Regions from separate parts of the Homo sapiens genome. Here region 2 is linked to region 1. A link is a loop called in an ENCODE intact Hi-C map of the cell type or tissue named here. Cell type or tissue: tibial artery. All regions are shown on one strand. Links, peaks and the distances in the headings refer to the core of each region. The heading gives the core; the rest is flanking DNA.

The links. Hi-C counts contacts between places; a loop is a spot of excess contacts. Peaks named below come from ENCODE experiments on the same cell type or tissue, not always from the same donor. Only the 100,000 strongest peaks of a DNase experiment are listed, where the experiment ranks them.
Region 2: a loop joins it to region 1, with 4 times the contacts of the local background. A loop is called at or near these places in 2 of 110 quality-filtered maps.

Annotation. Positions count from the first base shown.
Region 1 is chr1:17,491,386-17,496,751 of GRCh38, reverse strand. No RefSeq gene overlaps it. Among named protein-coding and RNA genes, the nearest start is that of ARHGEF10L, 46 kb to the left of the region's middle. RefSeq lists a silencer at 2,180-2,322. In tibial artery, for the core only: a CTCF peak has its summit at 2,293 (motif pointing left); no DNase peak of the experiment used is centred there.
Region 2 is chr1:17,670,456-17,675,821 of GRCh38, reverse strand. All of the region lies in intron 26 of ARHGEF10L (Rho guanine nucleotide exchange factor 10 like), which reads right to left. Among named protein-coding and RNA genes, the nearest start is that of LINC02810, 44 kb to the left of the region's middle. In tibial artery, for the core only: no CTCF peak of the experiment used is centred there; no DNase peak of the experiment used is centred there; H3K27ac peaks cover 4,794 bases.

The DNA.
Region 1 (5,366 bases), core at 244-5,243:
GTGAGCCGAGATTGTGCCACTGCACTCCAGCCTGGGTGATAGAGTGAGGCATGGTCTCCAGAAGAAAAAAAAAAAAGAAGAAGAAGAAGAAACAGGTAAATTTGTGTGCTTTTCTGCTTTGGTTTGATGAAGAGTAGGCAGTTGTGAAGAAGTATAATTGGAGAACAAAAGAGTCTGATCTAATGATAATAGATAGGGGGCGGTGAGGGGTGGCAGGACGGTGGAAATGGGACTTAGCAAGGCCTGATTGTTCAGATTCTTCTTGGCATCTCTGTGTCTTTGGCTCCTTTCCTTTGGGAATAGAGAGGGCACCTCCCCAGTGAAAGCTTTATGGTCTGATCAGGGAAGAAGGGAGAGGCAAAGGTGAGAGACTGCCCATCTGCTTCTGCTGTTTTCTCCAATGTTAAGATGCCATGGGCCGGGTGCGGTGGCTCACGCCTGTAATCCCAGCACTTTGGGAGGCCGAGGCAGGCGGATTACCTGAGGTCAGGATTTCAAGACCAGCCTGACCAACATGGAGAAATCCCATCTCTACTCAAAATACAAAAATTAGCTGGGCGTGGTGGCGCATGCCTATAATCCCAGCTACTCAGGAGGCTGAGGCTGGAGAATCGATTGAACCTGGTAGGCGGAGGTTGCGGTGAGCCGAGATCGTACCATTGCACTCCAGCCTAGGCAACAAGAGTGAAACTCTGTCTCAAAAAAAAAAAAAAAAAAGACTGAGTGGGCACAGTGGCTCACGCCTGTAATCTCAATGCTTTAGGAGGCTGAGGGAGGAGGATGGCTTGAGTTCAGGAGTCCGAGACCAGTCTGGGCAACATGGCAAGACCCTGTCTCTACAAAAAAATTTAAAAATCAGGCCAGGCACAGTGGCTCACACCTGTAATCCCAGCACTTTGGGAGGCTGAGGCAGGCGGATCACCTGAGGTCAGGAGTTTGAAACAGCCTGGCCAACATGGCGAAACCCTGTCTCTACTAAAAATACAAAAATTAGCCAGGCGTAGTGGCAGGCGCCCGTAACCCAGCTACTCGGGAGGCTGAGGCAGGAGAATTGCTTGAAACTGGGAGGCAGAGGTTGCAGTGAGCCAAGATTGCGCCACTGTACTCTCCATCCCAGGCAACAGCGTGAGACTCCATCTAAAAAAAAAAAAAAAAAAGGGTGGGCGTGGTGGCTCATGCCTGTAACCCCAGCACTTTGGGAGGCCGAGGCGAGCGGATCACCTGAGGAGTTCGAGACTAGCCTGGTCCAACATGGTGAAACCCTGTCTCTACTAAAAATACAAAAATTAGCTGGGCGTGGTGGTGGGCACCTGTAATCCTAAGTACTCGGGAGGCTGAAGCAGGAGAATCGCTTGAACCCAGGAGCTGGAGGTTGCAGTGAGCCGAGATCTTGCCACTGCACTCCAGCCTGGGTGACAGAGCGAGACTCCATCTCAGATAAAAAAAAAAAAAAAAAAAAGTCCAGGCACGGTGGCTCACGCCTGTAATCCCAGCACTTTGGGAGGCTGAGGCAGGCAGACCATGAGGTCAGGAGTTCGAAACCAGCTTGACCAACATGGAGACACCCCATCTCTACTAAAAATACAAAAATTAGTAGGGCATGGTGGCAGGCGCCTGTAATCCCAGCTACTTGGGAGGCTGAGGCAAGAGAATTGCTTGAACCCAGGAGGCAGAGGTTGCAATGAGCCAAGATCGTGCCACTGCACTCCAGCCTGGGCAACAGAGCAAGACTCTGTTTAAAAAAAAAAAAAAAAAGGTGTCACAGCCTCTACCCTGGAGTCATCATGGGTGCAACATGGCAGGTGAAAGTTGGAGCTGGGACATTCTCTCATCAACCAGCAATGATAATAAAGGGAAATAATAACACAGCCCTGGCCATGTGCCTGACGCTCTGCTTCATATTTTATAGAATAACTCATTTAATTGTCCCAACAGCCCTATGAGGTGGTTACAATTATCCCCATTTTGCAGGCGAGGAAACTGAGGCACAGAGAGGCAAAATCACTAGTCCATGGTTACCCAGCTAGCAAGCGGTGCCTCTAAGCTCAGCACTGCACTGATGATTTTATTAGCTCACAAACTCCCCAAGGTAATACAGCCAGTTTATAGATGAGAAAATCAAGGGTCAGATGGGAAAGTCACAGACTCCAAGATCACACAGGTAGCAGTGTCTGCACCCAAGGCCTGAGCACTTTGTTCTCAGAGAACAAAGGAGGTCTCCCCTCTGTCCGGAAGCCTCCTGAGGACAAGGAGGTTGGCTGTGGCCCCACTGGAGGCTGGACCCACCTGGGCAGAATCGTGGTGCGGAGGCGCCCTCTGCTGGCAGCAGGGAAAAGACCAGCAAAAGGAGCCTTCCTTTCCTCCCTTTGCTTCTGGCCTAGAGCAGGTTCTTGAGCACCTCCTCTGGGCCTTGCCTGGCACTGGGGATGCTGAAATGGATGAGTCATCACCCCTCTCTTATCCCCTCAGAGGAAATGAACCATTTTGAAAGGGTTATCAGCAGAGGGCTGGGGAGAAACACCTGACCTAGCCTGGGCAGTCTGAGAGGGCTTCCTGGAGGAGGTGATCTGCATTGAATGAAAGGTAGCCTGATTCAGTTCAAGTCTCTGGGACCAAAACAATTTAGGCTTCATTGGCCAGGGTAGTTGTCACAGGCCACCCTGATCATGATATCAAGAAAACCCAAGAGCCAGATGCAGTGGCTCATGCCTGTAATCCCAACTCTTTGGGAGGCCAAGGAGGGAGGAGCGCTTGAGCCAAGGAGTTTGAGACCAGACTGAGCAACATAGAAAGACCCCCACTCTACAAAAAAAAATTAAAAAATTAGCCAGGCATGATAGCACACACCTGTGATCCCAGCTACTTGAAAAGCTGAGGTGGGAGAATCCCTTAAGCCCCGGACATCAAGGCTGAAGTGAGCTGTGATGGTGCCACTGCACACCAGCCTGGGTGACAGAGCAAAACCCCATCTCAAAAAAAAGAAAAAAGAAAACCCACAGAAGTGAAATGTAAATGAGGGCTCTGATAAGCCAAGGAATTTCAGGGGGAAGTGCCTTCCAGGCAAAAGGAACAGAGAGGGCAAAGGCTCTGAACACAGAAGGTGAGACAGACCAAGGAACAGCAAGGGGGCAGGTGTGGCTGGATCAGAGTGAGCAGAGGGGAAGGAAAAGAGTTAGGGAAGGGAGCTAATAGAAAAATTATGACTTTATGTGTGGGTGTGCTGCCTAATTCACCCAATCCACCTTTCATTGTCTTTTTTTTTTTTTTTGAAACAGTCTCGCTCTATTGCCCAGGCTGGAGTGCAGTGGTACAATCTCAGCTCACTGCAACCTCTGCCTCTTGGGTTCAAGTGATTCTCCTGCCTCAGCCTCCCAAGTAGCTGGGATTACAGGCACTCACCACCATGCCCGGCTAATTTTTTGTATTTTTAGTAGAGATGGGGTTTCACTATGCTGGCCAGGCTGGTCTCAAACTCCTGACCTCGTGATCCACCCACCTCGGCCTCCCAAAGTGCTGGGATTATAGGCGTGAGCCACAGCGCCTGGCAAATTTGGTTACTTCTATGGTTTACAATAACTTAGCATAATAGCCATAATTATAATTGATAGCATATACTTAGACATTGGAATTTTAGAAATCCCATACCATTTTGGAATATATATTAGTACTATTCACAAAAATATAACCTAAAGAAGATTGACTGCCTGGCCGCTGCACTGTCTGGGAAGTGAGGAGTGCCTCTGCCTGGTCGCCGTGCAACCCTCCAGGTGTGAAGTGGCAGCCTTGTGTGTGATCTTTCTGCCCTCCCCAAGTTTGCATTTTTGACAGTAAAGTTTACTTTTAAATTAAAAGATTTAAATTGGGGAAGATTAAAAAAAAAAAAAGAAGATTGAGCATCATTTTGGCAATCTCATGTACCTAAACATGTTGAATAATCCTGTTTACCTCCTTTCTGGATGTTTTCAGTGGCCCTCTGATCCATCCAAAAAGCCAGGCATTAGGAAAGACAATTTTGAAACTGAAGTTTGATTTTGGAATTCCAGATTACCGTAAGTTCTTTATTTTGCCAAAACGATGACTCAGAAATTTTAAAGAAGCAAAAACTTTGTATAACCCTTTTGAATTTAGTCAATATGTTCACACAGAGAACCTCTTCTGCAAATTAATTTTGCCAATTCTTCTACCACTTCTTTGAACCTTCAGCTTTTTCTATCTAACTCAAAACAATCATTTAACCCTAGGCAAAATTTACATTTCCATGCCTTCTTATAACCTTTTACAAAAAAAAAAAAAAACCACAACACATTTTACTGTTCTTATACACCTTGCATGTAAATCTATTTGCAGAAGTCTCGCTCTGTCACCCAGGCTGGAATGCAGTGGTATGATATCAGCTTACAGAAACTTCCACCTCCCGGGTTCAAGCAATTCTCCTGCCTCAGCCTCCCCAGTAGCTGGGATTATAGGCGTGTACCAACATGCCCAGCTAATCCTTATATTTTTAGCAGAGACGGGGTTTCACCATGTTGGCCAAGCTGGTTTCGAACTCCTAACCTCAGGCGATCCACCTGCCTCAGCCTCCCAAACTGCTGGGATTAGAGGCGTGAGCCACCATGCCCAGCCATATTTCCAGTAGTCTTGATTGCATGTTACAATGGTGACTCTTTGGCAATTTTAACTGTAATGTAAAACCTGGTAAGTTATGTTCTGATAAGATTTGACTGTTTTCAGCATAGCTAGGGCATTGCCAATTCCACATGTCCCCAGGCCTTACCTAGCTGGAAAGCAGGCAAGTAAAACAATTGCCATGAATTAAGAATATTCGCATGGGCTGGGCACAGTGACTCACACCTGTAATCCCAACACTGGGAGGTGGAGGCGGATGGATCACCTGAGATCAGGAGTTGGACACCAGCCTGGCCAACATGGTGAAACCTCGTCTCTATTACAAATACAAAATTAGCCAAGTATGATGATGGACGCCTGTAGTCCCAGCTACTTGGGAGGCTGAGGCAGGAGAATCACTTGAACTTGGGAGACAGAGGTTACAGTGAGCCGAGATCATGCCATGGCACTCCAGCCTGGGCAACAGAGAGAGACTCCACCTCAAAAAACAAAAACAAAAACAAAAAAGGCCAGGCGCAGCAGCTCATGCCTGTAATCCTAGCACTCTGGGAGGCCAAGACGGGCAGATTGCCTGAGCTCAGGAGTTTGAGACCAGCCTGGGCAAGGTGGTGAAACCCTGTCTGTACTAAAAAGAACTAAAAATCAGCTGGGCGTGGTGGTAGGTGCCTGTAATCCAGCTACTAAGGAGGCTGAGGCACGAGAATTGCTTGAACCTGGGAGGTGGAGGTTGCAGTGAGCCG
Region 2 (5,366 bases), core at 220-5,219, 180 kb before region 1:
ACACCTGCACCCATGCCTGTACCTACACCTGAACACACCTGCACCCATACCTGCACTCATGCCTGTACCTACACCTGAACACACCTGCACCCACACCTGCACACAGGCCTGCACCTACACTTGAACACACCTGTACCACATGTGCACCCACACCTGCACCCATGCCTGCACCAACACCTGCACACAAACCTATCCCCACACTTGCACACAAACCTGTACCCACACCTGCACACATCCCTGCATCCACACCTGCACACACATCTGCACGCACACCTGCACCCATACCTGCACCCACACATGCACACAAACCTGTACCCACACACCTATACACACACACCTGCACACACACCTGTACCCACACCTGCACCCACACCTACACCCACACCTGCACCCATACGTGCACAGTATCTGCTCAGCACCCATTTGCCCGTGCTTAGCCAGAGGGGGCATCACCAACATCTTGAGGCTGAGACTCTAAGTTCCCCTTGGTGACAGTGCGGGGAGGTGGGGAGGCCACAGGGTGGGATGGCTCAGCCAAGGCGGTTGCCCTGCTTCCCACATAGGCTGTGAGAACTGCAGGGAAGGGTGGTTCTGTTTCCACATGTAAATCCACATCCAAGACTGCTGGGCGGTGTTGGGCAAGAAAGGTCAGAATTGATGCGACCAACACAAAGCTGGGACCAACCCAGAACAGGTAGGGCTGGGGAGGGGGAGTGGGAGAGTTGGGGTTTCCAGGCTTGATCAGACCCCCAGCTCCCAACTGGACATTGCCCAAAAGACTCAAGCCACAGTCAAGAACTTATATGATACAGCCACGTGTTGCTTAACGACAGGAATAATGCCGTTCTGAGAAAGGCATCATTAGGCAATTTTGTCATGTGATCATAGAGTGACCTTACACAGATCTAGGCGGTAAAGCTGACTGCACACCTAAGTCATGCTGTACAGCCTGTTGCTCCTAGGCCTCATACCCGTACAGCATGAGACGGTACTGAACACTGCAGGCGACTGTAACACAATGGTATTTGTGAATCTGAACATATCTAAACATAGAAAAGGTACAGTAAAATACTGTATTGTAATCGTATAGGACCATCATAATATGTGTGGTCTGTTGTTGACTGAAAGTCACTATGCAGCACGTGACTATGTTAATATAACTGACCAGTTTCCCACCCTCTCACAGGCATGCACAGGCATCAGCTCACGCTTCTCAGGGGCCCTCCCGCTAAATGCCCTCCAGAGAGCCTGGCCCACCCCGCTCTCACTCCCCTCTCTCGCTCCCCTCCTGGGTTCCTTCCTGGGCTCCTCGGATCAGTGGCAGGTGTGTCTGCCTCACAGCTGGGCACGTGTATGCGGCTGACCCGCATCCTCTCCTGTGGGTGAGACTCCCTCATTGGGGCACCTGCTCTGCAGGACCTGTGCTGTCACTGGGCTGGTGTCACCACCCACTCTATGAAGCTCGCTTCTCTCCCCAGGTACCTGGGAGGAGCCAAGATCCCGGTCTTCACCTGTGGTCAGCAGCCCCAATCAGGGCCCACTAGTCATGTAAACACCATGGACCAAGGGTCCCAGGGGTAACTGGAGCCCTGGAAGGCTCAGGGTCAGGCAGAAGGGAAGAGCTGGCGTGGGAAAAAAGGGGAGATTTTGGGGAGAAAGAAAGCAAAGGAGAGAGAGAAGCCAAGTCAATGCCTGTACTTGCACTGCAGGACAATACAGAGAGGATAAGACACTGGCCCTGCTCACAGATATTTTGCCATCTGGAGGGAGGATGGTGCGGACATACGCACCCACAAGACCCAATGGAACACGGGGCTGATGGGGCAGAGGACGGCAGACCAGGTGGGGGCTTCAGAATCAGAGGCACCCTGAGATCCTGGCTCCACCAACGAGTGTGTGGTCCCAGTCACCCTGAGCAAGTCCTGTGACCACAATGACACAACAACTGACACGTGGTGCTTCCTCCCACCAGGCACAGCCCTGGGACCTGCATGTACACGGAGCTGCTTAGTCCTGGGGCAGGTTCTATAATTATCCCCCATTTTACAGGAAGGAAACTGAGGCCATCAGTGGGAAGGCCAGCCAACCCAGCCCCTGAGCCCACACTGACCACCATCCAAGCCCACTCAGACAAGGCATGCAGGGGCAGCCGGGAATGCCTCCTGCAGAGGTTGCCTCCTGTGGACCTTCCCTGCTACCCCGCTGCCAGGCTCACAGAGGACCATTGCGTAGCGGCCACTCTGCCTGAGTGTGCATTAGGCACTAGCCTACACCCTCTGCACATGTGACCTCATTCATTCTTCCCAACCACCCAGGGAGGGAGCCTCCCTAATTACACCCAGGGCCTGACCTCCACTGCATTAAGCCCTCAGCCTAGCAGCTGACATTCAGCGGATCCATGTCCATGGCTCTATTTGTTCCTTGCCAAGTTCCAAAAGGACTGGGCAGCTGCCCCTTGGGCATCTGCCCTCCCCCTCTCCCTGCTGCCGGGCTCAGAGGGGAGGGGGATGTGGAAGAGACACACAGAGTGGAGGGGAGGCGAGGATCGGGGGCTGGCTGCTACCAGCTAAGACTGGGGGGTGGCTCACAAGGACAGGACTGCCCCTGCCGTGCCAGCTCCCCTTCCTCACCTCCCGTCCCATATGTCCTCTCCACGATGTCTGTTCATCCGCCTTCCCTGTACCGGTTCCCTTTTTCCTCCAGGTTCCCTCCTGCTCCAGGTCAGGCTTCACCAAGCCTGTTCCCTGAGCCATCAGCGACCAACTTCTTTTTAAAATCATGAAATCTTTTCATCACCTAAATCTTCTGGTTGGGGGGAATCCAAGTGCTAGACACAGGAAAGATCTGAGCTCCTCCAGGTGAGGAGAGAGGGGCCTGGAGGCCTGACCCTCAGCCATCTACTGCCCCACAAGACATGCCTTGAGATGCTCTTCACCCCCTCCAGGCCCGAGTTTGCAACCAGCCAACTTATTTCTGACCCTCCACATAAGAAGGCCCTATGGGGTCCCAAACCCACCCCTACCTCCCATGCCTCACAAACTTCCTGAAAGGGAGTCCTTCTGAACATCTAACTTCAAGCCTTCCTGATGCTGGAAAACACTCATCTTCCTTGTGAACTTGTTCTTGTCGGAGCCTCCTGGGAAGTCTCCACAATCTTTAGAAAATCCATTTCTCAAGTTTTGCTTGCCAACTTTTAATTTAAAAAACATAACAGGGTGACAACCACAATGACACACACATTAACAAAAAAAATTAAGACAAACTGCCGAGCAGAGCCGACTCCATGCAGTGATAGGACGCGAGACCCTGCATGCTCTGGCAGTGGCCCAGACACCAGGCGCTCCTCCTCGGCAGCTCCTGGGCGCTGGGAGGGCCTGGTGCATCTTTTCACCCTCACGCCAATTTGCATACCATTACCCAAGAAGCCCTGCGCCTGAATTTCTCTTTTGCAAATTCCCACCCGTTTCATGTCATAAATAAGATAGGAGACAGAAAACTAATACAGCCCAGTGATGCATTATTCATGCCGCATCACACTCGTATGATAGATTTACAACAGCTAATACATGCAAACTAAGTTTAGGCACTAAACATGAAAATTAAGGGTGGGGAAGGCGGCTGGGGCGGGGGGTGGGCAGGGGAAATCAAGGGGCTGTTGGTGTTCAGGAGCCCAGAGAAGTTTCTTCTCTGTCCTGCTTAGGGACAAAAAGCATGAGAGCCGGTATGAGAGGCCAGTGCAGAGGTACCGGCAGGAGGCATCAGATGCAGAGCAGATTGCTGACCGCACGCGCTTCAGGAAGCACCTTCATGCTCCGAAGCCGGTTAAAACCAAGCCTCGGTCAGCTGCTCTGCAATGCCCCCACCCCCCACTTGGGGAAACATTACAGACAGAGCCCATCTCCCTGAGGGGCTTCTGGCCTTAACCACCCTTTACTGAGCACCTGCTCTGCGTCAGGCCTGGCCTTGGGCCATGGGGATAGGATGGTAACAATGGGAGCCAGCCAGGCCCAGTCCCACCCTACTCAGCTTCAGTCTGGTTAATCCCATAACCGGCCCCAGGATGTCAGCATGTAGCTGTGGTGTATGTAGGAGGTGAAATGGTCCAGACAGGCTTCTCCAAGGATGGGAAGCCCGGGTCTAATGGGGGAGGGGCTGCCCCAGTTAACCCCACCACAGCCCCTCAAGGCAGGAACCAGGCCTGGGGTCCAAATGCTGACGCCACTTGCCCTGAGTTCCAGCACTTTCCAGGAAGGACCCAGGCCTGTGCTTCTTGCAACTGCACCAGGGAGGCTGAAAATCTGCTTGGGGGAAGGGGGTTGCCATAGAAACACCACAAGGCTGGTGCGGGTGCAGGTCCAGGCAGGGTTCTCACCCTTGAGTGACACTGTTGTCCATCTGTCCCCGGCTGCCATCCAGGCAGGGACTATCCCCACTGGCCACAGACCCTCTGGACAAGCCCCTTCTGCGAATTCCTCCCTCCCTTCTCTTGGGAGGGGACTCCCTGCCCTACTTCCTTGAAGGCACAGTTCTTCCCAGGACACTTCCCTAACTGCCCCAGCGCAGAAAGAATGCCTAACCCCCCGAATCTCACCTTCCTGCAGAGTCCTGCGAGGGCCCTGCGACCGCCCTGCACAGGCGGCTCCGCCGTGGCGGAGGAAGGTGCCGGCACACTCACCCCTAACTGGCTGAGAGGCTGCGCCGTGCCCGGCCCTGGGACTCACTGGTTAACAAGGCAGTGAGGCGCCGGTGCAGACGGACAACTGCACTCAAGGAGATAATTGCAGAAAGTGACCAACACTCTGAAGGCAATAAAGCCGGGTGATGTGCTGAGACCATGAAGGGGTAGGGATGACTCGGCTGGAGCAGTCAGGGTGGCTTCACTGAGGAGGCGGCAGTTAAGCCGAGACCCAAGCTAAAGAAGAGCCACACAGGAGGGGAACAGTGCTCCAGGCAGAGGGAACAACAGAGGTGAAGGCCTGGTGGTGGGAAGGGGCCAGCATGGCTGCACACTGCAAGCCAAAGGGCCTGGCTTCTAGTCCACATCCCCATCTGTAAAATGGGCCCAGCGGGTCACTCCTCAGCGTTGCGGAGATCCAATAGCATAATGTGTATTCATAGCCCAGCCGGGTCCCCAACGCCCCACGCTGTCACTACTGTTGTCCTCCCACAAGCCAGGGTGGCAGAGACGCCAGCTCACACCTTGTCAGGGAGCAGCCTTGCAGGGCACTGGCCCTCCATGCAGCCGAGCACACCTCATGTGCCGCAGGCCTGCTATCAGCCTGTTCCCAATAAGTTTTTTTAAATTAAGATGCAACAATCATCCCACAGCCAGCTTCCCCCTCCAGCAATCGGTTAAAATGAACTCC